Linked DNA regions of Homo sapiens: regions 2 and 3 are each linked to region 1. A link is a loop called in an ENCODE intact Hi-C map of the cell type or tissue named here. Cell type or tissue: MCF 10A. All regions are shown on one strand.

Region 1 (8,000 bases):
GGCTGTGAGGACTGCCAGCATGCTGTCACCTCTCACCCCGACCCCCATCCCCCCAGGTTAAACCCTGCCTTCAAGCCTAAAACAGCCTGAGGACTGAAAAACTGAACTGCCAGTCCCGGATGAAGCCCGCCCTTTCCCCACCGCCCTGCAACCCCCCCACCCCCACTAACACCCTCCCCACCCCGCCACCACACCCCCTCCCACACCACCCCTTATTCTTTCTGAAGACGGAAAGAGAAGCTGTGCACTGAGAGGCCGCGGTGGGGCATCGGGAAGTTCCACTGTTTGCAGGGAGGAGAAGCCTGGCCTAGGCTCTCCTGTTCCGGGGTGGTGACCTGGGATTCAGTCTGTGAGATGGAGGCCTGTTAACAGGAACTCCTATCGCTTTGCTGAGTTTTTTTTCCTTTTCGCCCAATACATTTCGTTCCCCCTCACCCTTCAAAGTGTCTGCGAGCCTAATCTTTCCTGGTCGTGTCACAGGAACCCACTGTTTTCCTACAATATCTATACAAACAAACTCATAAATCATGTGGCTTCCGCTGGTCTTTTGAAAAAAGAGCAAATTAACTTGAAACTAAATGTTAACATTTTAAACAACCAATTAGAAACTAGTATTGAAAATTAGTTGTTTGGTTAAGACAAGCTGTATGTTCTATAAAGTAATGATTGATTTTGTCATTTTGGGAGAAAAATGTTTAAAAAGAATTGGTCCCTTGGTATGTAAATACTAAGTTCCAGAGAAAAAACATAGTCTAAAATTCAAGAGCTGAGTAGCACTGTGTTGAATTTTACTGTTTTCAATTATTAACAAATTCTTATTTTTAGTTACTCTCAAAATTTGTTAAGACACTAAACAGTATAGTGTAGCAAATGTTTCAAAGTTAATGAGAATTATTAATGGTAATTTTTATCATATGCCCTCCCTACAATGCTAGTAGATTAATAACTAAATACGGAAGTTACCCACAGCTTGGCTGCCAGGAAGAATTATATAAACTAATTAACAGAAAACCTTGCGGGAAACTGGTCTCATTAAAAATCTTGATAAAAGAGGGGAAAGATGCCATAAAGAAAAAAAAAAACAGATTTTCCTACATATAACCATTGTTTCTTTGTAATGAAATATATCGTAACCAAAATAAAAGGTAAAAGGCTAATAAAATATTTTCAGAAAAAAACATGAAAGGATAAAATGCAAGCACATATAAGGAAAAATTAGTAAACAAAAAATTGAAAAAGTAAATAAAATTTTCATTAAAATTTGGAAAACATACCTAATAAATATACACAGTGTAAAATAAGGTAATAATTTATGCTAATGTGTATAATAAATGTGTATAATAAAATAATTTATGGTAATGTGTATATGTACATTGATATCATTTTAGAAACCATTTTTATTCTGGGTTCCAAAAATTACATAAAAGTCTCCTTCAATGCAGTAATCTCACTCTAGGGAATTTTCCTAAAGATTATCTAAAAGAACTAATATATTTCTATTCATTGCAGATTTACTTATAACGGAAAAAAACCTAGCTACTTGGCAATAAGAAATGATTAATTAAATTCTGGCCTATCAATTCGATGAAGTATTATTGGGCAATAACTAAATTGTTATTTATGAGACTTCTGTAGCAACATTTGATAAACATTAAGTGCAAATAACTGTCAAAAACTTTACATAGCTACCAAGAATAGAAAAGAATGTGGAAAAAGTTTTGAGTGGAAATATCGTGAATGCTATGTCTAATTTTTTGCCACATTTTTATTGTAGCTTATTTACAGGGAAGGACAGTAGATTAAAAGCTTGCTCAAGCTTTTATTGGAATTCAGTGATTTCAAAATAGTGAAATATAAGCTATTCTAGCTGAATTTGCATTGTACTGTTTTTCCAAAAACAACATTTTTCAATTATAAATGTGCTCTAAAGAATATTCAATAAAATATTTCACTAGTGCAGTTAACTCAGACAGACAACGTTTGACAGGACGTTTTACTGAACTAATTGATAACGTTTTGGATTTCAGAACTAGGAACTAAGTAAGGTCTGGCACCAGGCCGAAGGCAACCCAGATGGAACCCCAGCTGTTCTAAGTAGAAACCATCTCGAAGTTCTTAGTGAAGAGAAAGTAAAACTGATACGAGAACTCTCCTCTCGTATATAATTTGCCTATATGGTTATATGAAAAAATCGATACGAGAACTCTCCTCTTCTTTATAATTTACCTATATGGTTATATGAAAAAATTGTCACAGGAATTTCGTTAGAATGCAAGCTCAGTCTGCCCGCAAAATGCTTTGGCTGCTTTTTTTTTTTTGAAAGGGAGTCCCACTCCGTCGTCCAGGCTCCAGTGCAGTGGCGCAATCTCGGCTCCCTGCAAGCTCTGCCTTCTCCCAGGTTTATGCTATTCTCCTGCCTCAGCCTCCCGAGTAGCTGGGACTACAGGCGCCCACCACCACATCCGACTAATTTTTTTGTATTTTTAGTAGAGACGGGGTTTCACCATATTAGCCAGGATGGTCTCCATCTTCTGACCTCGTGATCCGCCCGCCTCGGCCTCCCAAAGTGCTGGGATTACAGGCATGAGCCACCTCCCTGGCCTGGCTGCTTTCTTAAAACCCTGATTCAATTAGAGCAGGGGTCAAAAGCTAAGGGCCTGGGGGAAATCTGGCTTACAGATTTTTGTTTGTGTGGAAATAGCTTTGATAAAGTTTGAACTGAAATACCTTATGGTGGGGTTAGCCGTCTAGACCAATTCAGACATTTATGTTACTTGCCTGGATCCCAGAGGCATTTGAGCTGATGATGTCTGTATTAGAACATTTGGGACCCTGAACTGGTGGAGAAGTGACTGTGATCTGAAAAGTCTTCTGAGTGGGCCCATTATGGGAGCCCCCTAGATCTCCCTAATTAGTTGATAGTTCAATTTTTCTAGGAGGCCTAGGGCTGTGGCAACTGAATTTGAATTCTTCAATGTATGTGGTTGCAGAGGTTGGGGAGATAGGATCCTCTCACCCCTGAGCTTTCTTATCTTAGCCCCAGGGGTTGAGATATTTTGCACCTGTTGTCCTGGGATCAAACTATCAGTGTAAGGTTGGAATCAGTCAGCCTTCAGTAAGTTGAGAAAGTGCTAGAAGGCCCTTTTCCCTTTTCTGTGCTTCCTACTGGAGAAAGGCAGCTCCCAGCAACCCTTAATTGACTGTCAGATATAATATTCTAATATAATGATGTTGGCATTAATGATAGTATATGGAGAGTCTTCTGCCCCTGTTTAAAAGAAAAATACAATCATTTGGAACATATTGCAATTAGGCATGCATCTCACATAACACCTTTTACCTGAGAATCTCAGACGTGTATAGAAATTAGCTGATTTACCTTTAATGAATGATATATTTTTAATTCTTAGAGCCTGCAGACCGCATATAAAAAACATAAATGGAATTCCAAGGTTGAAAGAAAAAGACAGAGCGTAAAAACAAATAAAATACATTGTCTTTTCAGGAGGGTTGAATATGTCCAATGGGAAGAAACATTGCATGTGATAGATAAAGGCATCAGTGTGACATGCTTATGAAAAAGCACGTTTTGCCCTCTAGCATTTTTCACCGTTAGATTCAAATAATAGTTAAACATTTCTCCTTTGTACCAAGAGCATCTATTACTCAGGCATCTTTAACTTTTGGTGACATCTACTGTACAAAGGGGAAAATGCTGTGGAGTCATTCTAGGAATGATAGTTGAGCTGCTTAGAGTGTATCTAGCTGTTATTTCTTCTTCTTCTTCTTCTTCTTCTTCTTCTTCTTCTTCTTCTTCTTTTTGTATTCACAATGCTATAACTTTTTTGATATTTCTCCTCAATATAAATAGTCCTCATTTTAAAAAGTAAAGATATTTAAATAATTTCCATATGCATTGTGTCATAGAAATATTGACCTGAACTGGCAAATTCTAACTTAATGTTCTGGCAAATAGTTTAAAGATTGTATTTCAACTTAATAACTTTGCTAAAACTCTGGTCTAATATTAGGAATGACATTAAGGTGGATATTTAAGTACATTCTCTTGTATTTAAAAACAGCTACATCTGAAGGCTGATTAAAATATTATCAATATTATAATAGTAATATTTACAGTAGAACTTGAATTTTAAAGGCAATTAAAGCTCCTAATAGGTTGTCAACTTTACTTTCTAGTCGCTGTTCTAGCTATAAAAAATAAGCACAATTATCTAGTATGCACCAGAAAATAGGCATCATTTATACACACTCCTAATTACACTCCATCTCAATCCTTTGGCTCTGTTCCACAAGTGATGGTTTGAAAAACACTTACATACTTCATAGCTCTTGATTATAACTAGGAAAATCTCTGAGGCATATGGTAAATCAACAACAAAGTAAACCACTTTTTAATTGAGTATTCATTATTTGCAGGTATTCTGCAAGACACATTTACCAATTAAGGTGATAAAATCATCCAGCTCCCAAAGAAAAGTTCAAAATAGGAAGATCTCAAGTTCTATAAAACAGCCTAGTCTCACCCACTCCTGTTAACAGGTGAGAAGATATTTCCCCCAGTTGACTATGGTTCTCCAGTTCTTAAAAAACAAACATAGTTTTTTCTAATTCTGTGAAGAACGTCATTGGTAGTTTGATAGGAATAGCAAAGACATGGAATCAACCTAAAAGACCATCCATGGTAGACTGGATAAAGAAAATGTAGCACATATACACAATGGAATACTATGCAGCCATAAAAAGAATGAGTTTATGTCCTTTACAGCATCATGGATGGAGCCAGAGGCCATTATCCTAAGTGAACTAACACAGGAACAGAAAACCAAATATCACATGTTCTCATAAGTGGGAGCTAAACATTGAGAACACATGGACACAGAAAAAGGAAACCATGGACACTAGGGCCTGCTCGAGGATGGAGGATGGGAGGAGGGAGAGGGTCAAAAAACTACCTATTGGGTACTCAACCTATTACCTGGGTGAAAACATAATCTTACACCAAAACCCCATGACACACAACATACCTATATAACAAACCTGCACATGTATCTCTGAACCTAAAATTCAAGTTCAAACAAACAAACAAAAATGCTTATTCTTCTAATCTTATTCTTCTTATGCATTGTAATCTAGTAGACAGACAGCCATTTCAAAGTTCATGGTAGGAGAAAAAACATATATGGTTGAAATAAACAAAACTAGAGTCTCGTGCAATGTTACATGAACAGGTTGAACTATTAAGCAATTCCCTTCCTATTGTGACTTCCTTTTCAGTCCTCAATATCCTTTTATTTAAATGACCCTGAGACCCAATAACCTGCTTGAAAGGATTAACCCATGTCAATAAATACATATATACATACATGATTATCTTTATAATTATGTGATTTAGTAATTACATATTTAATTTAACAATTATGTGATAATAATTATATATGGTAATCTTAATTATTCTGTGAATATTTATCAGCAAGGTTGGCTTGCCTATGAACAATAAAATATATGTTATCTCTTAAGGGTTTACAGCGTAGTAAAAGAATGCATCAACAGTTGAAACCAAAACAGAATGCGTTAAGCGACCAGATGAGGTACTTAGCATGAATTTAGGATTTAGAAAGAAAGAGTACTTCCAGCTGAGGGAATCAGAGGAAATTTTATGGACAAACTGATCCATTTGGTCAAATATGAGCAGTGTGTTTATTTTCAAAGTGGAGGTGTAGGTAATCTAGGTAAAGAGAAATTCAAAACTCATGTCACCATGGCAGCAGGAAAGCACAGACAAGAGTGGCCCATAGGTCTACTCATTGGATACACACTGGCTATGAAAGAAGTGACTAGGAAACAAACAGAGGTTGGGCCATCTCATAAAGGGAACTGAATTGCAAACGATGGAGTTTGAATATTTTCACCAGGAAAATTGAGTTGCTCATTTCAGATCCTTAGATCATGGTAGAGAAGTGTTTCCATATCTGCCTCTCAAGTCAAATTCCTTTTAGCGTCTACTCAGAGCTATTTTCCTGGGTTGGGTTTACCCTAGCCTCATTCTTCTTATGATTTTGATTTCTTACTGGCCTTAAACTAAGGCTTTTGGGTCTGTTATTTGCTATAAATCTTTTACACTAGATCAGTTTACACTTTGGATTCTGAAAAATCTTTGTTTTCCCCAATTTCTCTCAATATTACAAATTACAGACCAGTGGTCCCCAACCTTTTTGGCACCAGGGACTGGTTTCATGGGAGACAATTTTTCCACAGGCCAGCAGGGTTGGTTTGGGGATGAAACTGTTCCATCTCAGATTATCAGACATTAGGTTCTCATAAGGAATGCACCACCTAGATCCCTTGCCTGCGCAGTTCATAATAGGGTTCACTCTTCTATGAGAATCGAATGCCAAGGCTGATCTGACAAGAGGGGGAGCTCAGGTGGGAATGCTCACTCACCTGCCTCTTGCCTCCTGCTGTGCCGCCCAGTTCGTAACAGTCCGCAAACTGGTACCAGTCCATGGCCCGGGGACCAGGCACCCCTGTTAGACAACCACCATTTTGCCCTCAGAAATTACTTCTTATACTTACTGTCAATTTTAAAATACTTTACATTTCCTCCCCAAATATATTTTATCATATTCAGTCCTTGAATTTCCTTGATCACTTGTAGTAAGTAAAGGAGTATCCTGGGAATCCATCGGTCATCTCCCCGGACTATGGAAGGTGGGAAAATAATAGCATAGGAAAAGGCAAAGAGGCAGGAGGAAACTTCACCCAGACTTAGTCACTCTTACCCACCTTCCAACAACCCTGAGTCACTTTCTCTTAAAGTGTGAAATAATCCTTTCTGTGACCTGTCAACAAAATACAGAAACAACAGTTTTGAAATGCCTAATATATAGGCCCCAAAATATTCACAGCTAATTAAATTCAGTTGATAATTCAACTGCAAATCATAAATATACATGCTACTTGAGATTCTGCCTAGAATTTAATTTTCATCCTAATTCTAGCAATAACTAACCATTTTTCCACTATATCAAGTTTTGGGTTTTAAACACTAGGTCAAACAAACACAATCTTGAGGTTTCAGTCTATGAGTTTATAAATTTTTAAAATCATCTATCACTATTCTTCTACTAATCTCAGCTTATTGTAAAATTAAGTCACCATATGTTCTTTTTAGTTCGTGGTCTCAAGGAAAATAGGACAATTTCAACTAATAAAAGGAATTATAAAGATTTTTCACATTTCTAGAACTAATTATTAAAATGTTTGCATGAATCAACCAGCTTAATTTGGGCTCTGCACAAGTCTACAGTAAGTAGGTAAAATGACCATGAATAAATCACAGTTCTCTCCATAATTTCAGCTTGGTCCACTTGCTTTGAACTGGTGTTCCCACCTGCTTCACTCTCCCTTAGATCACATTGTCAGGACTGCCATCTACTGACAGAGCTGGCTGCATCTAAGTGAGATGATTTAAAAGAGTGGCCATGTCATTTGTTGACCAATCAGGACAGCTTTGAGAGTCCTGATGTAAAAAAAAAAAAAAATTTTTTTACATAGTGCTCCTCAAAAAAAAGTTAATTTTTTTCTAAAAAGAAAAATACAGATCTGTACAACTGAAACAAAATATTTAAAACTTCTTTGTATTCATTTCATTTTCTGAACCTTAAAAGATAATATAAGCAGAATAAATATTCTTGGTACATATCCATGTTCTAAAATAAAATTTTTTAGTGATATCTTTCTCTAATACCATGTCACTGGAATTTTCTTGAAAAGTATATTTTTAAAATATAATTTTATTATTTTTACATTTTTAAATTTAAATGCCTTTCTGAAATCATTTGATTTAACGTAAGGGATGATATATTTTCATTTAAATTTATCATCTTATTCAGTGCTTTCTATTTTTCTTGCCTATTTTATATTCCCTTGTCTCTCCATTCTTGCCTTATTTTTTTTTTTCAACTTTTAAGTTTCAGGGT
Region 2 (8,000 bases), 180 kb before region 1:
TAGATATCTATTTTCTCCATGCATATGGCATGGCTAGATGATCTATACCATTCACATGCTGTGCTCAGACACAGGCCTCTCCTACTACTCCAGCAAGAGGTTGCTACTCTTCCTATGTCCAAAGAACCAATCTTACTGATTACTTGTGATGCTGGAGAGGAGATACAATCTTAAGTTTGGCATTGCCATCATGGGGTAGTGCTGGCAAGGGGCATCCCAGAGACTTGGTGACAGTATTTCTCACTCCTGGCTTATCTTCAATGTCAAGAGCACCTCTTGTCCCAACACTGAATCTATTCTTCCAGCTACAGACTTCATACTTTGGGCCCTCAGGATCTGGATCCATAGGAAGTCCCTGCCTCTGCTCCCCACTTCCAGAAGGGCAAGATCCACTACAGTTCCTGTCACAGAATTATTGACAATTGGAATATTTTCTTTCTTCTGTCCATCGTCTGAAATAGTTTGGATTGTTGAGGCATTCTCTTTGCTCTTTAGTCTTACCCCTAGCGTTTTACACTTTGACAGATCTTTCTACAGCTGGAGGCAGCATGCTTTGCTGGTTTTTTTTCTGTCTTCAAATTGCCCAGATTTGAAGTCAAACCGTGAATCTAATACTTCAAAGTTATATATCTATGTAACTTTGGGAAGCTGGCTTCTCTGACTTCAAGTGAGGTTGTTTATGTTTAAATATTAGAACCATAGTAGACATGCAGGAACTACTGGTTTCTTTCATTTTATATTTTGTTATCCCAATGTGAATGCATGATAGAAGATCACTAACTAGTTGGTTTGGCTTAAATTTTGTTGGAAGAAATTTTTTCAACAATTAATGATTGATATTAAACTAGATACCATTCATTGTTCAGGAATTACTGTTTTGGTAAAAATCATGTCAAACAGGGAATTATCTTTAAATTGTTAGCAATGGTGAAGTCATCAGAAGCTAGTTTGGGCATGTTTAAAGGAGGCAGTTGGATAGAAATGTGTCATGAAAAAAATAGAATGTACTGTGCTTTGAAGAATGACAAAAAGGGATTATTCAAATAAGAATGTAATTACTATAAATATCAATCTTGGCTATAATTGTTATATTTCTTTCTGATCCTCTGAGATTGCTTTTTATTTTTTGAAACAGGTGGCTATTTTAATTCACCAGGTGAGTTATCACAGCCATCACCTTTCTGGACTTCCTCTCAAAATGAAGGAAAACTATTCCAACATAACGAAGGAAAACTGTACAGTCTGTTGAATTGTATTCTTGTGTCTCTCCTGAAAACTATAATGGAGGAATATATGGCTTCTCTTGACCTAAAGGTAGAGAATGGTAAAATCCATTTGTTGGCATTGTTTGCATTGTATATCTGATGCCAGTAGCTGGGGTAAGCCTTATGCACAGATGAAGTGTGCAGCTTTACAGCACTGTTTTGTACTAGGATTAGGAGAATATCCTGAGGAAATACATCTTTTCAAAACTCTGTAATGCAGATCAAAATAGTATTGGTTACCATATGGCCTGTAAAGCAATGCTGGCCCAGTTCTCTCTGTTCTGTAGATTAAACAAATAAACAACAACAAAAAAATCACACACACAAAATTTTTTTCAAGCTTAAAAATTTCTGCCATAGCCAGCCCAGGTACCTGAAATTCTACTTTCAAAGGTTCATTTATACATTAGAAGGTTTCTCAGTCTTCAGGTATCTTTAGCTAAAATGTAACAGCTCTGCTAGGCATGGTACATTGACTTTTAGCATCCTCCAACACCTGCAAAGATTATTCCCTGAAGTGATTAGCTAGGGAATGGACAAGGGACAACAACCATGATGACAGGAGGCTATGTACATTGGACTGAGGCAGCATGCATATTCCAGGCATTTGGTGGAGTAGGTGTGAGAAAGTAAGTCACATGAATTTGGAAAGGACACCCAAAAACAAACTTTTCCCGTCGCACGATTGTGTCTGGCTCTTGTCCTGAAAGTAGAAAAAGGCTAAGAAAATCACATTATACAATAGGGGGTAGAATAACTAAAAAGCTTCTTTAAGATCCTCAAGCAGAATGAGCTTATTAATATTTCAAATCTAATCTCCAAGAAAATTCATTATTAAAGGAAGACCCCAGGATGACTAAAGGCAGAAATCTTTTCCCTTGCCTGTAGGATTTCTACATAAATTAAATGAGATTCCAGCTGACTTGGTCTATCTGATCTGCCCAACATACCAAGGAGAGGGAAACCATGAAAACTCACCAACATTTCCCGGCAGCCCTTTGATCCTGTCCCCTGCCTCCACTCCAGGGACCCCCCAATTCTTGGCCCTTCAGTAAGTCCCCCTTCAGACTCATCCTGACCACTCCTCTAAAACTCAAGGACTGTAGCACAATATTCTCAAGTAACCACCAAAAAATGCTACATTTGTAATAAAGTCATATTATTATGCTCCTGCAAATAGCTTGCAGCTGTGTATTTCATACACTACCAAGTGTGATTAACCCTTCTTCAAAAAATTGAGTAACTTGCCAAACATTTATTATGGGAAGTGATAATGTTTCAAATTTTTTCTGCACTTTTATATTTTTTAATTCAGCATGATTTTGTTTTCCTGTTCTACTTTTTCTACCTTCGTTGGAATAATTTTTTACTTATTGTGCTTTTCTCTCTATTGTTTTAGAACTTAAATCCATTTCTTATTCTTTTAGTGATCATATTAATTTTTAATAAAAAATTAAACTTGTATTTTATTCTACATAACAACAATTAATATTAATCCTCCAAATACAACAAAAGCCTTATGCCATTTGTACTTTGCTACTCTCCCAAATTGCCACCTCACATATTTGAAAGTGTCTTGGATTTGAATTCAAAATTGTTACTAATTTGTTCATAATTCAATCAACACTTGCATAATGTTAACTATACATTTACTGATTTCTTGCTCATCACTATTTTTTGCCTTCCATTTTATCCTTCTCTTAGATTCTCTTTTCCTTTTGGGGAGTAAATTCTAAAATAGTAATTTCAAAAAGGATCTAATGGTAATGTATTAATTAGGGACATCTTTACCTACAACTAAGATACCCTTATAGCAGTAAATTAGATATAGGAATGTATTTGGTTCTTGTAACTAGAAGACTAGATGTAGATGGCTGCTATACTTGGTTCAGGGCTACATATCAGGCCACTATGTCTACAATTTTCTTCTCCTGATAGTTGCAGAAGAGATACCATTATAGATCTTAGGCAAGCTTTCTAGTTGGAAAAATGAGAAAAAGAAGAGTAGCATATGTATCAGTAGATCAGAAACTTTCCCATAATCCTTATGGCAAAATTCCACTTATCATTGGCTGGAATTATACATGGGCAATATGGGGAAAAAAGATGGGAAATGGCGATTGGGTCCACAAAGAAATGGCAATTTGTCCAACGGGCTAACTTTTAGATGATATACATACCAAAAAAAAAAGTATGCATTTTGTCCTCAACTTGAGTAATAATTTTTGTTTTTGTTTTTGGTATAGTATTTTAGCTTAAAGCTATATCTTGTCAATACTTTGAAGACCTGACTCCATTTTATTCTCCTATGCTGTGTTGTTGATGAGAAGGCTATTGCAAATTTAATTTTTGTTTCTTTACAGGTAACCTATATTTTTGTTGGTAGTGATGGTCATTCTGAAAGATTTTGGAGCTTTTTTATTCTTAGGTGTTAGGAGTTGAACTTTTCTCCTAAAATAGGCTCAAGTCCTAATCTCTAGCACCTGCAAATGTGACCCTCTGTGGAAAAAAAAAAAGTTTTTGCAGATATAATCATATTAAGAGAAGGTCATACTGAATTAGGGCAGAACCTAATCCAATGACTGGAATCCTAAGAAAAGGGAATTTTGAATATAGGCACACACAGGGAAAATGTCATGTTATGACAGAGGCAGAGATTGGAGTGATGTGTCTGCAGGTCAAGGAATGCCAAGAATTTCTGGTTAACCACCAGAAGGAAAGGGCAAAGAAGGATCCTACCCTAAAGCTTTCCGAGGGAGCAGCAGTAGTGAATCAGCACCTTGATTTCAGACTTCTTTCCTTCTGAACTGTTAGAGAATAAATTTGTTATCTCAAGCTGCTCAGTTCATGGTAATTTGTTATGATAGTTCTAGGAAACTAACACATTAGGTTTCTAAAAGTTATCTAGGACATGTCTAATTATAACTCCTATTTTATAAATCCTATTTAACACAATGTAAACCCTTTAAATTGGAGGACTGTGTTGATAGCAGCCTTTGCTGAATAATCCTGGTTGTTGTTCTAGACGTCCTTCCTGCTTTATGTTTTTGTTTATTCTGAACATGGAATTTCTCTGGGAAATAAGCTGCCCTTTCCCATCCAATACCTTGTCACTGCGTACATTCTGGCTGTAGCTTTCTCTGTCCTTGTTTTTTTTGTTTTGTTTTGTTTTGTTTTTTTACCATTTGATCCTGTCTACTTTCTAGCTTCTAGAATTTTTCACAATTTCTAGCCTAGCGTTGAAAAACATCCTTGTTTTTCAGGTTTATTCCCTATAATTATATTTTCTTTCTGTTACATCAGTAGAATTGGCTGGCAGAAAAGTGAATGAATGTGCATTGCTCAATCTGTCATTTTGAGTCAGGCCACTGATTTTTTAAAATTTATTTATTTATCCTAGTTAATTTTTTCCCATAAGGCCTTTCAAACCATATTGGCATTAGAAGCTTTTATGTTATTTTTTCACTTTGTCTAGGGTCCAAGCATAATTTGTGGCTGCCTCTGAAAATAAACAAGGTAGTTTTTCCCTCCATGGCAGAATTATTGATTGGTTTTACTCAAGCTGAAATTCTAAAAATCTCATTCATATCGGAACTAGAGGGTGTATGGTACTGGGATAAAATCTGTTACCTAAGAGTCACCCCTAATGTCTTTTAGTGTGCCCAGGTTTAAATTTGCTATGTTCTAAACTAGTCATGTGTATCATGTAAGCCTTAAATTTGAGAGAAGGCTAACTTGTCTTCACTAGTAATACTGCTGACGTAGGTGTTTTTGCAAATGCCACAAATAGTCCGATTAGATTTTGTGGTTTATAGAAACACATACACACAAATACAGAATTACAATTCTTCCAGTATTTTTTCCTAAGGCAAATTTAGCACTGCAGAAAGGTCCTCAAGTTGCACTTACACAGGCAGATAAACTTGTGTGTGTAGCACAGTCCCCAAGATAATCTGCTTAATTAGCTGGAATCAGTTGAAACAAGTGTAAAATGAACATGGAACTAAGGATTTCAAAGGTAAAACAAACTGACAATATACACAAGGAATTGAGCAGATTTTACCTCTCATTTTTATTTCATTGTGTGTGTGTTTTTTTTAATTTTTATTTTTTTAGGAAAACTTTTTCAGGGATCTCCATTATATTAGCTCTAGGTACATATTTTATATCTCAAACTTCAGCAGCAGGGCCTAAGAAAGTGGAAGAATAGATTAATTTACATTGAGATGATTTTTTTCCTTTTTTTCCCCCCTTGGCATTTATTTTACATTTCGCAATGCTTCAGTCAACCTGAAAAGTATGGCAAATAGGATAAAGAACGCCTATATAACTTCTACCCACATTCAACAAACAAATATTAACATTCTGGCATATTGAATTTGTATCATTTTGTCTTTTAATGTGTAAAAGTTAAAGACATAACTTGAAGCCTCCCTCTCACTCCCTGCGTTGTGATTTTCCCTCCGTCCTTAGAGGCAGTCACTGTTCTGAGTGGGTTCTTTCCATTCATTTTTCAACTTTTCTTCCTATGCATTTCAAAAGTTTCTCTACTTTCCCTCTTTATTCTTCACTCCTTAAATGGATATATACTTTGTAATACATATTCCTTACACCTATCTTCCTCCCAGAGCAGGCAAGGATCTTGGCTTTACCACCCCAATCCCCATTCTGCCCAAACGAATCTGTTTTTATTGACATGTATTTCAGTTTCACCTTTTGTAGCTCTAAATCTTTTATTTTGTCATCAGTAGTTAATTAAATTTGCCAACATATTTTACCAGTTTTTATATTCACTATTTTTTCATGCTTCCTATTATTTTTCTCTAGGTTTCATCTTCTTGCTATAATACATCTTTTGGTCATTCTTTCTGGAAAAGCATGGTTAGTAAACTCTTTTAGTTTCCGTGTATCTGAAAATATATTTTCCTTTCCCTCCTGCTTAAAATATAATTACTTATTTACAGCATAATTATGCATACTCTATACAGTGTAATAGAATCCTGGGTGGACAACTGGCATCCCTCAGCACTTTAAAGGTAAATTATCATTGTTTGGGGGCACACTTGGTTATACCTGAGAAGACTACCGTTAGTTTAATTACGGTTGTTTTGTGGAAATCTTTCTCCTCTGATAGATTTAAGGGTGTCTTTTTTTTTTCTTTATTTTTGATATTCTGAAGTTTCAGTAGGATGTGTCTGGTAGACTTATTTTTATTTTTCCTTCTTAGCCCTCAAAATGAATTGCCAAAATTAAGACTTATATACTTAATCAAATCCGGAAAATAATTATTAAAATTTTGAATTCTGTTCCTCTCTTTTAAAGCTAAAATAGAATGTTTTATTAATTGTTTAGTGTTAGCTGTCTTTCTTAAATTTTCCTCATATGGTCAGGAATATTGGTTTGCAGGCTAATATTGACTGGAAGTTTCCATTTCAATTTCATCCCTCCAGTCTCCAGCAGAAGTTTTACAGTTACTTCTGCCTAGGAACCAGTGCAGAACTGGTGATTTTGAGTTCCCGTGCCTCAGTGACTGATGTTAACAATATCTCAGACTAGTCATTGAACTAGTAGGCAGTTTCACTCAGGTGGTAACTGAGAAGCTTCCGCCTACTTCCTCCTCCTCCAGCCAGTGCAGCAGGGACCTTTCCAGAGTTTTCTTCCCCCTAAATGAAAGACTTTGGTGTTAAACAGTGAAGAGGGCTCTGTCCCCTATCCCACCGGAGATGGATTTAGTTTCCATCATCCCATAGGATCAACATTTTTTGGTGGCAAAGGCTCACTTCTGGCCCCACATCCTGGCAAGCTGAATGTTCTGTCTCATTTAGCACTGTTTCAGTTCCATTTCTGGTCTGCAAAGATCTTTGTCTTGTTTCCAAAAATGGTTGTCTTGGCTGATGCATTTGGAAAACAATTTTCTATTTATATAAAAGTGACTTAATTATATTTAAAACTATATTGTACACAAATACATGTATATACATGTACTTTAGATTTGCAATGCTAAGAACAGAACACTCAAATTAACATTTTTAAATGTATTGTCTTTCTGTACATCATTATTTTAAAAACATACACAAAGTCCCAGAAGCAAGTATGCTTCTTCATTCTTAAATAAGGAAATCTGTGTTGACTGTATGTTCCTTTAAGGTATTTGAATACAAATCAACTGGGGGAAACTCACAATCAGATGTGAAGCATTTCACTCATTTTCACATTCAGCAATTAATTGCTTATTTCTATGGCACTGAAAGTCTACTGTTTTCACTGAAATACATAGTGCCATCTACTGGTTCAATTGTCGTTAAAAGGACAGAATCAAGCAAAATTTGTGTTGGTGGGAACTCACATCACGCCTAATTCCATTCTCTTCTTTTCACCCTCATATGAGAGCTGAGTGAAGAGCTAAAAGCTGACCCCTGATCTAAATCACACAGCTGTTTCAATTCAATAATGGTATTATCTTTATCAGTGACTGAGAACTCCAGGACTTGAAGCTCATTAGCTTTCTCCAACTTTTTTTTAAAGTATTTTTTTTAGTAGAAAAATTTTGTATTGAAATGTAATAAATTAAAGGCACCAAATAGTCTTTTATATTATTGCAACATAAGAAGAAATACTTTAGCTTCTAACAAAATAAGGTAGCAGGACATAGAATCTTTACTGCCACCATCATTAATGACTTGTTCCTCCTAGGAGAATGGTGGGGCTGTTAGTTGCTTGGTATATTTGTCAGTA
Region 3 (8,000 bases), 380 kb before region 1:
GCTGAAGAACAGAAATCCAGTGATATAGAATTTCTTTAAAATACTTCAGCAAAAGGAAAAAAGATTTAAAAACACAATTTTGTCAAAATTGTGATACTTTCATTTGGGTATTGGGTATATGGGAATTTATTATTTTCTTTTTTTCTAAATTTTTAAAATGGAGAACTGAGTAAATAGGCAAAATCTATGAAAAATTGATTGCTTGGAAATGCATAAAAAATAAATATGACAGTCGTTTTGAAAATGCCATCCATTTGGCTTCCACACTGGCTGCTTTGGAGGCTCTTTCCTAAGGACCCTTGCAGAGGCCGTTTCTTCTCTCAGAAACACTCTTGCCCAGGTTTCACAGGGCTCTTCCAGAGGGCTTGCTCCCTCACCCCTTCAAGTCTTTCTTTATTTGTTACCTCATTGAGCTTTTCCCTGATTATTTTATTTACACAGTAATACCCACCACCCTCCCCTAATGTTCTGTATATGTTTCCTTGCTTTATTTTTCATATAGTGCTTATTATTGCCTAATACACTACACAATTTACTTTTTTTTTTTTTTTTTGACACAAAGTCTGGCTCTATCGCCCAGGCTGGAGTGCAGTGATGCTGTCTTGGCTCACTGCAAACTGCCTCCCGGGCTTAAGCCATACTCCCACCTCAGCCTCCCCAATAGCTGGGACAACAGGTGTGTACCACCATGCCTGGCTAATTTCAGGCTGGTCTGGAACTCATGAGCTCAAGTGATCTGCCCGCCTCGGCCTCCCAAAGTGCTGGGATTATAGGCATGAACCACTGCGCCCAGCCACAATTTACTTTTAATTGTGTATATTATTTGCCCCCCTCCTCAGTAGAATGTAAACTCTGTTAAGGCAGAATTTTACTTCTGCTCTAGTAACAGCAATATTTCTAGTACTTGCTGAATAAAGTAATAGGACAGATTCTGAAAGATGAGAGAGTAGCTATATTTCTGCTTGTGGTTACTAGGCAAAGGTTTAAAGAATGAAAAAAAGGTATTGAGGGAAGAAAGGCAACATTGCAAATGTGACTCACAGCCCATATAGGCCAAAAAGTGCAGAAATATTCCCTCGTTCAAAAATATCTCAGAGAACTTCTCACACCCTAAAATTTCATTTAGATTCACAAGTTCTGCTTTAAAATAAGCCTTTTGGAAAATTAAACTTTTATTTTCTTATACTTCATGATGAAAGTTTAGATAGTTGATTCTGTGACAATCAAGAAATGATGAACGTTTTAATGGGAATATGATGAAAGATGAGACCATGTTGGAATATACCAGGTGAGGTGGTGAACTTTAGACAAATAAGCGCTAGAAAATGGATAGAAAGGATGAAGTGGCGGTGAGGTTCTGAAGTATGTATAGTGTTAATGTTTAAGTCAATTATAATTTTATAACAAAACTCTATGTTTAAGAAATTAATTCCTTTAAAGGCCGAGGCAGGCAGATCACTTGAGCTCATGAGTTCGAGACCAGCCTGATTTCTAAAACCTGAAATCAGAATACTTATTCTGTTTTTAAAATGTATAAATGTGTAATCTTGCATTTTATAGACCTAAACTCTGACTGAAATAGCCTTATTTTTTAATGTCTTACTGTTTTCCAAAATTGTGCACCTAAATGTATGCTTGGGTTGTCTTACACCTAGATGCTGAGACAAGATTTTCATCACCTATAATTTTGCTTCATCTATTTAGGCACCTCTTTCAATAAATATCAAACAGAGACAAAGTTCCTTAGTAAGAGATGTTTAATAAAAAAGGGATATAGAAGGGAAAGAGAAGAAGCAACAATAAAAAAATATTAAATGAAGATAACTAGTCACTTAAAAAGCTCTCTTGTTTTGGTTTTCTAAACTGCTTTTTGACTAGTTGGCAGTGTGTTTGGGGTAAGTTACTGGGCCTATGTTTTGTTAGATATAAACTGAAGGGGCTCCACTCATGATCCCTAGATGCTGAGACAAAGTTCCTTAGTAAGTAACGTCAATGATGTCTTCGAAAAATTTTAGCAACCTGTCGTAGGTGACAAATAGCCAGAGAGAGGGAAGGCCTGATGTGTATCACTTACCAGTTCTGATCAATTTCCACTGTATAAATATTCCCTCTGTGGCTACTTTGGTGGGCTACCAACATGATCCTATGAAATAAGATTTATAATTTAATTCCATTGTGTTCAGAGAACATGTATTGTATGAGTTGAATTTAAAAATATTTTTTGAGCCTTGTTTTTTGGTGCAGGATATGGTCTATCTTGTAAGATGTCCAATACACATTTGAAAATACTGTTTATTCTGCTGACATCAGGTGTAGTGTTCTAAAAATATCAATTAGATCAAGTTGATTGATAGTGTTATTTAAGTCTTTTATATCCTTACTGAATTTCTGTCCACTTATTTCATATATTGTTAAGGTGTGTTGAAATCTGTAACTATAATCATACATTTGTCTATTACTCTTCGTAGTTCTGTTAGTATTGGCTTCTTGTATTTTCATGTTATTAGATACCTGGAATAGGCAGAATTCTAAGGTGGTCCCCAAGATCTTGCTCCCTGATGTGCATGCCCTGTATAATCCTTGGAGATTATCCTCAGTGAACCTGGCCTAATCAGGTTAGTCCTTAAAAGGGACAAAGGTTCTGGTGAAAGACATTCAAAGTATTAGAAGAATTCCATGTGAGAAGGATTCCTTGTTCCTGGCTTTGAAAACAGAGGGGGCCATGTGGCAAAATAGAGTTGACCTCTAGGAGCTGAGTGACCTTCAGCTAACAACCAGTGAAGGAATGGAGACCTCAGTTCTATAACTGCAAGAAATTGAATTCTGTCACAGCATGCGGGCTTGGAAGAGGCTCCTGAAATCCAGACTAGAATACAGTCTAGCTGCCACATTGATTTTACCTTTTGAAACTGAATCGAAAATGTTATGTTGAGGCTTCTGAGCCACAGAACTGTGAGCTGATAAATGGGTGTCTTCTAAAGACATTAAGCTTCTGGTAATTGGTTATGCAACAAAACAAAACTGATACAGTGCATAAACATTTTAGATTATTATGTCCTCTTCATTAATTGAACACTTTATCATTATGAAATCATCTTCTGTATCACTGGTAATAGTCTTTGATATGAAATCTGCATTGTCTTATATTTAATATGTCCATTCCACCTTTCTATGATAAATGTTCGCATAGAATATCTTATTCCATCTCTTTACTTGTAACCTAATTATGTTTTTATATTTAAATTGGATTTACCGTAGACAGCACGTAGTTGGGTTTTACTGTTTTATCTAACCTGATATTGCGTGCTTTTTAATTGCAGTGTTTAGACTTTTACATTTAGTGTGATTGTTACATGTTGAATTTAAGCCTCCTGTCTTGTTGTCTTATATTTGTCCTAACCGTTCTTTGCCTCTCCTCTTTTTTTCTTTTCCTACCTTCTTTTGCATTAATAGAGTATATTTTATGATACTACTTATGATTCTCCTTTGTTGGCTTATTAGCTATAACTCTTTATAGACTCATTTTAGTTTCTGTAGGGTTTATAGTGTCCATCTTTAACTTATTACTGCTTACCTTCGAGTAATATTATACTACTTATTGTAAAGTATAAGAACTTTACAAAAGCATACAATTTAAAATTACCCTTAGAATGACTACAGAGGACAATCTAATTCTAAAAAGGAGTTTACAATTTCACGTGTAAATTTAATAACATTGGAAAACACTGCCTCAAACTAAGTTGAAATAAGCTACTATGAAATGTTAAACTACTTCTGTGAACAACAGCATTAAGAAAGTGGTCTGAAATGTAACCCAGGCTAAGGATCCTTCTGTAACATTGCAAACTTAAATTGTTCAGAACTTTCCTGAATTTCCTTTTATCTGTTAGTGTGTTAACAATTTTATTATACCAACAAATCTGTTTGACAAACTGTGGAGAAACAGTGACAGAGATGAAGCAATAAATAATGTGTATATGCAATATATTAGCTTATTATGAAAAAAATAAAATAAAGTTCAACATATTTCTTTGAAATTACAAAGCCTATTATAGAATTGTTTTTTTAAACACTGAAGTAAACACTTAAAATTTTTAGTAGTAAATTGATCACAAAAACCAATCATGTGTAATTTGAACTATCTTTTTTCCTTGTAAATGTAATGGGAAATGTTCCCTTGTCCCCCTTGCCAGGGCGTGCGATGGGGGTGTGGCTTGCTTCTTCTTAATAAAGGTATTCTTTTACTTTTCCCTGTATCTGTAAGATTAATTACATAAAACATTTGAAACATTAGGTGTATTTAAAGAGAAGAAATTATAAAATTCACATTATCATAAGTTAAATATTTTGAAATATTAATTTTATTCCTCCAAGTGTAAGATATATATTTATGTGTTGCCATAGTCACATGTTTACTCATAGTTGAATTTAATCTACTTGTGTTTCTGAGGCTAAGAATGACTTTTTTTAATTAAAAAAGAAAGAAGAATAGGAAAATTTTTTTAGTGAATCTAGAATTATCTTCATTATTTGGAACTAAAAGCCACTCTTATCTTAACAATGGAATGTAAATTAAGGTGCATTATCTTTCAAAACTGAAAGTATCTTTATCTCTGATATCTATTATTTTACTTATTATTTTAAAGCATAATCTGAACTAGGCATATTTTTAATAGTTGCTAATTTTTAGGCAAATACGTCATATTTATAACAATTTCAAGATTCTACATGTTAATCAGTATAAAAGAGATGACAAACGCCTTTGTATGTGGAAATACAGCATGAACAAAGCTTTGTAACTTTTTCTCTTGAATAAATTGAGAACATGGACAAAATTAGTCTTAACCTTTTCTTGAAAATTAGTAGAGAAAGAAATTGTAGCTTTTAAGGGCATGCAATTTTGTTTCTAAACAACAGATGGCACTATCAAATTCTAGATTTACTAAAAATTTTTTCTATTTTTCTCCCTTTTTTAAAATTAAAGAAAGTCATAATAACTGTCTTAGCTTCAGAAACACAAGTAGATCAAATTATAGAATTACAGCCTTTACTGGCATTCAATCTTGAAGAACAATATTTGTAGGATCTTGAATAAAATACTGCTTTTTCAAAATTAACACTTGATGGTAGTTAAAAAGCTGTTTGATCAAATTTTAGAAGTATTAACATCAAAACAAATGAAATCAATGCTCATAATTGATTTACACCAATAGCAACTGAATTCTCCACTTTACAACTAGGATATTCTCTTCTGAGCATCAGTAGAGATAAGGATGTTCTGTGAGGGAAGAGGCTGACCTGGACTACACTAGAACTGAGTAGCCTCTGGGAAGCCCAATATCTGACAGTCACATAGAACTTAAAATGCAAATCAGGTCAAATAATAAAATGATCAATTTGGTTTTTTTTCTTTCCCTCAAGAACTATAGTCAGGGTAGGACATTTGGAGACAGAGCTGAGAAGGAAGAATGATTTTTAAAAATGGTTTTGTTCTCACAGAAAATAAATGCCCCAGTCTGGTATAGGAAAAGCAGACTCATTTATTGTAGAATTTTGCTATGGGCATGAGTTCTTTGGCAGGAGTGCCTACAGTCAGCAACTTTATCTCCATGACTCCCCTATTCTGGTTCACTCCATAACTGCCAAGTAAGGCTGGAGGTAAAGTTGCCAATTTCAACCATTTATTTATCTATGTGTTCTCTTATATCCTACTCTCAGCAATCCTAGTGAAATACCAGTCTGTTGTATCAAGTATTCTTTCTTAGAACAACCTTCTAGAAATTTAGCCTAAAATATTCTTGATCTCTCATTATCCCATTTCTCTTCTTTATATCTTTTTTCTTTAAAAAAAATTCAAACTTTTTCTCTCTAATGTCTTCTTTATCACTCAAGAGTAATTTATCACATACCTTTGTTCTCCTTACTTAGCAAAGTATTAATAATTTATCCTTTTCCATTTTTCCTACATCAATCCTTTCAAATTCTTATTTTGCTTGACAAAATAGATATGGAATATAACTAACTCATTTTAATCTCACTTAATATTTTTTCCACTTTAGGATATCTCTTTATGTGTAGCTTGGAAGAGCCCCCTACTTCAGTTTATATGTTCGCTATTTTTATTTCTCTTCTGAACTTAGATAAATGGATTATTCAATTATTTTGAGGGTACTATGAGCAATATACAATTGCTCTTTTAATTTAGTAACAGTGAGAGTAAGTTTAACTCTATTTTCCCAAGACTGAAAAACAAAAGCCTTAAGTAGTAGTCACTTTCCATTCTTGGTTGTGCAAAACTCTAGGGTTTCATTAATTACCTTCGGATGTCATGATGTTCTCAAAAACAAACCAATATAAAACTAAGGAGTGTCTAAGGCAAGCTTGTCCAACCCACAGTAGGTTGAATGTGGCCCAACATAAATTTGTAAACTTTCTTAAAACATTATGAGTTTTTTTGTAAACTGCTTTAAATTTCATATGGAACCAAAAAAGAGCCCACATAGCCAAGACAATCCTAAGCAAAAAGAGCAAAGCTGGAGGCACCACACTACCTGACTTCAGACTATACTACAAGGCTACAGTAACCAAAACAGCATGGTACTGGTACCAAAACAAATATATAGACCAATGGAACAGAACAGATGCCTCAGAAATAAGACCATACATCCACAACCATCTGATCTTTGACAAACCTGACAAAAACAGGCAATGGGGAAAGGATTCCCTATTTAATAAATGGTGTTGGGAAAACTGGCTAGCCATATGCACAAAACTGAAACTGGACCTCTTCCTTACGCCTTATACAAAAATTAACTCAAGACGGATTAAAGACTTAAACATAAGACCTAAAACCATAATAACCTTAGAAGAAAACCTAGGCAATACCATTCAGGACATAGGCATGGGCAAAGCCTTCATGACTAAAACATCAAAAGCAATGGCCAAATTTGACAAATGAGCTCTAATTAAACTGAAGAGTTTCTGCACAGCAAAAGAAACTATCATCAGAGTGAATAGGCAACCTACAGAATGGGAGAAAATTTTTGCAATCTATTCATCTGACAAAGAGCTAATATCCAGAATCTACAAAGAACTTAAACAAATTTACAAGAAAAAATAACCCCATCCAAAAGTGGACGAAGGATATGAACAGACATTTCTCAATAGCAGACATTTGTGCACCCAACAAACATATGAAAAAAAGCTCATCATCACTGGTCATTAGAGAAATGCAAATCAAAACCACAATGAGATACCATCTCACGCCAGTTAGAATGGCAATCATTAAAAAGTCAGGAAATGGCCTGGCGCGGTGGCTCACGTCTGTAATCCCAGCACTTTGGGAGGCCGAGGTGGGCGGATCACGAGGTCAGGAGATCAAGACCATCCTGGCTAGTACGGTGAAACTCCATCTCTACTAAAAAAAAAAAATACAAAAAAATTAGCCAGGCGTGGTGGCAGGCACCTGTAGTCCCAGCTACTCGGGAAACTGAGGCAACAGAATGACGTGAACCTGGGAGGCGGAGCTTGCAGTGAGCAGAGATCATGCCACTGCACTACAGCTGGGGCAACAGAGCGAGACTCTGTCTCAAAACAATAAAAAAAAATCAGGAAACAACAGATGCTGGAGTGGATGTGGAGAAATAGGAATGCTTTTACACTGTTGGTGGGAGTGTAAATTAATTCAACCATTGTGGAAGACAGTGTGGCAATTCCTCAAGGATCTTGAATCAGAAATAACATTTGACCCAGCCATCCCATTACTGGGTATATACCAAAAGGATTATAAATCATGCTACTATAAAGACACATGCACACCTATGTTTATTGTGGCACTATTCACAAAAGCAAAGACTTGGAACCAACCCAAATGACCATCAATATTAGACTGGATAAAGAAAATGTGGCTCATATTCACCATGGAATACTATGCAGCCATAAAAAAGGATGAGTTCGTGTCCTTTGCAGGGACATGGATGAAGCTGGAAACCATCATTCTC

Evidence for each region. A loop is a pair of places that touch in the nucleus more often than their neighbours do. Peaks named below come from ENCODE experiments on the same cell type or tissue, not always from the same donor. Only the 100,000 strongest peaks of a DNase experiment are listed, where the experiment ranks them.
Region 2: a loop joins it to region 1, with 13 times the contacts of the local background. A loop is called at or near these places in 7 of 110 quality-filtered maps.
Region 3: it touches region 1 in a loop (18-fold over the local background); 8 of 110 quality-filtered maps call a loop at or near these places.

The regions. Positions count from the first base shown.
Region 1 is chr4:89,481,910-89,489,909 of GRCh38, reverse strand. LOC105377328 (a long non-coding RNA gene) reads left to right here and starts at 4,351. Exons shown (of 4, transcript XR_938981.2): 1 at 4,351-4,560. RefSeq lists an enhancer at 1-333. In MCF 10A, CTCF peaks have their summits at 3,702 (motif pointing left) and 7,428 (motif pointing left); a DNase peak (open chromatin) is centred at 7,459.
Region 2 is chr4:89,657,669-89,665,668 of GRCh38, reverse strand. No RefSeq gene overlaps it. Among named protein-coding and RNA genes, the nearest start is that of SNCA-AS1, 170 kb to the left of the region's middle. In MCF 10A, a CTCF peak has its summit at 7,535 (motif pointing left); a DNase peak (open chromatin) is centred at 3,988.
Region 3 is chr4:89,866,113-89,874,112 of GRCh38, reverse strand. No RefSeq gene overlaps it. Among named protein-coding and RNA genes, the nearest start is that of MMRN1, 25 kb to the left of the region's middle. In MCF 10A, a CTCF peak has its summit at 4,911 (motif pointing right); no DNase peak of the experiment used is centred here.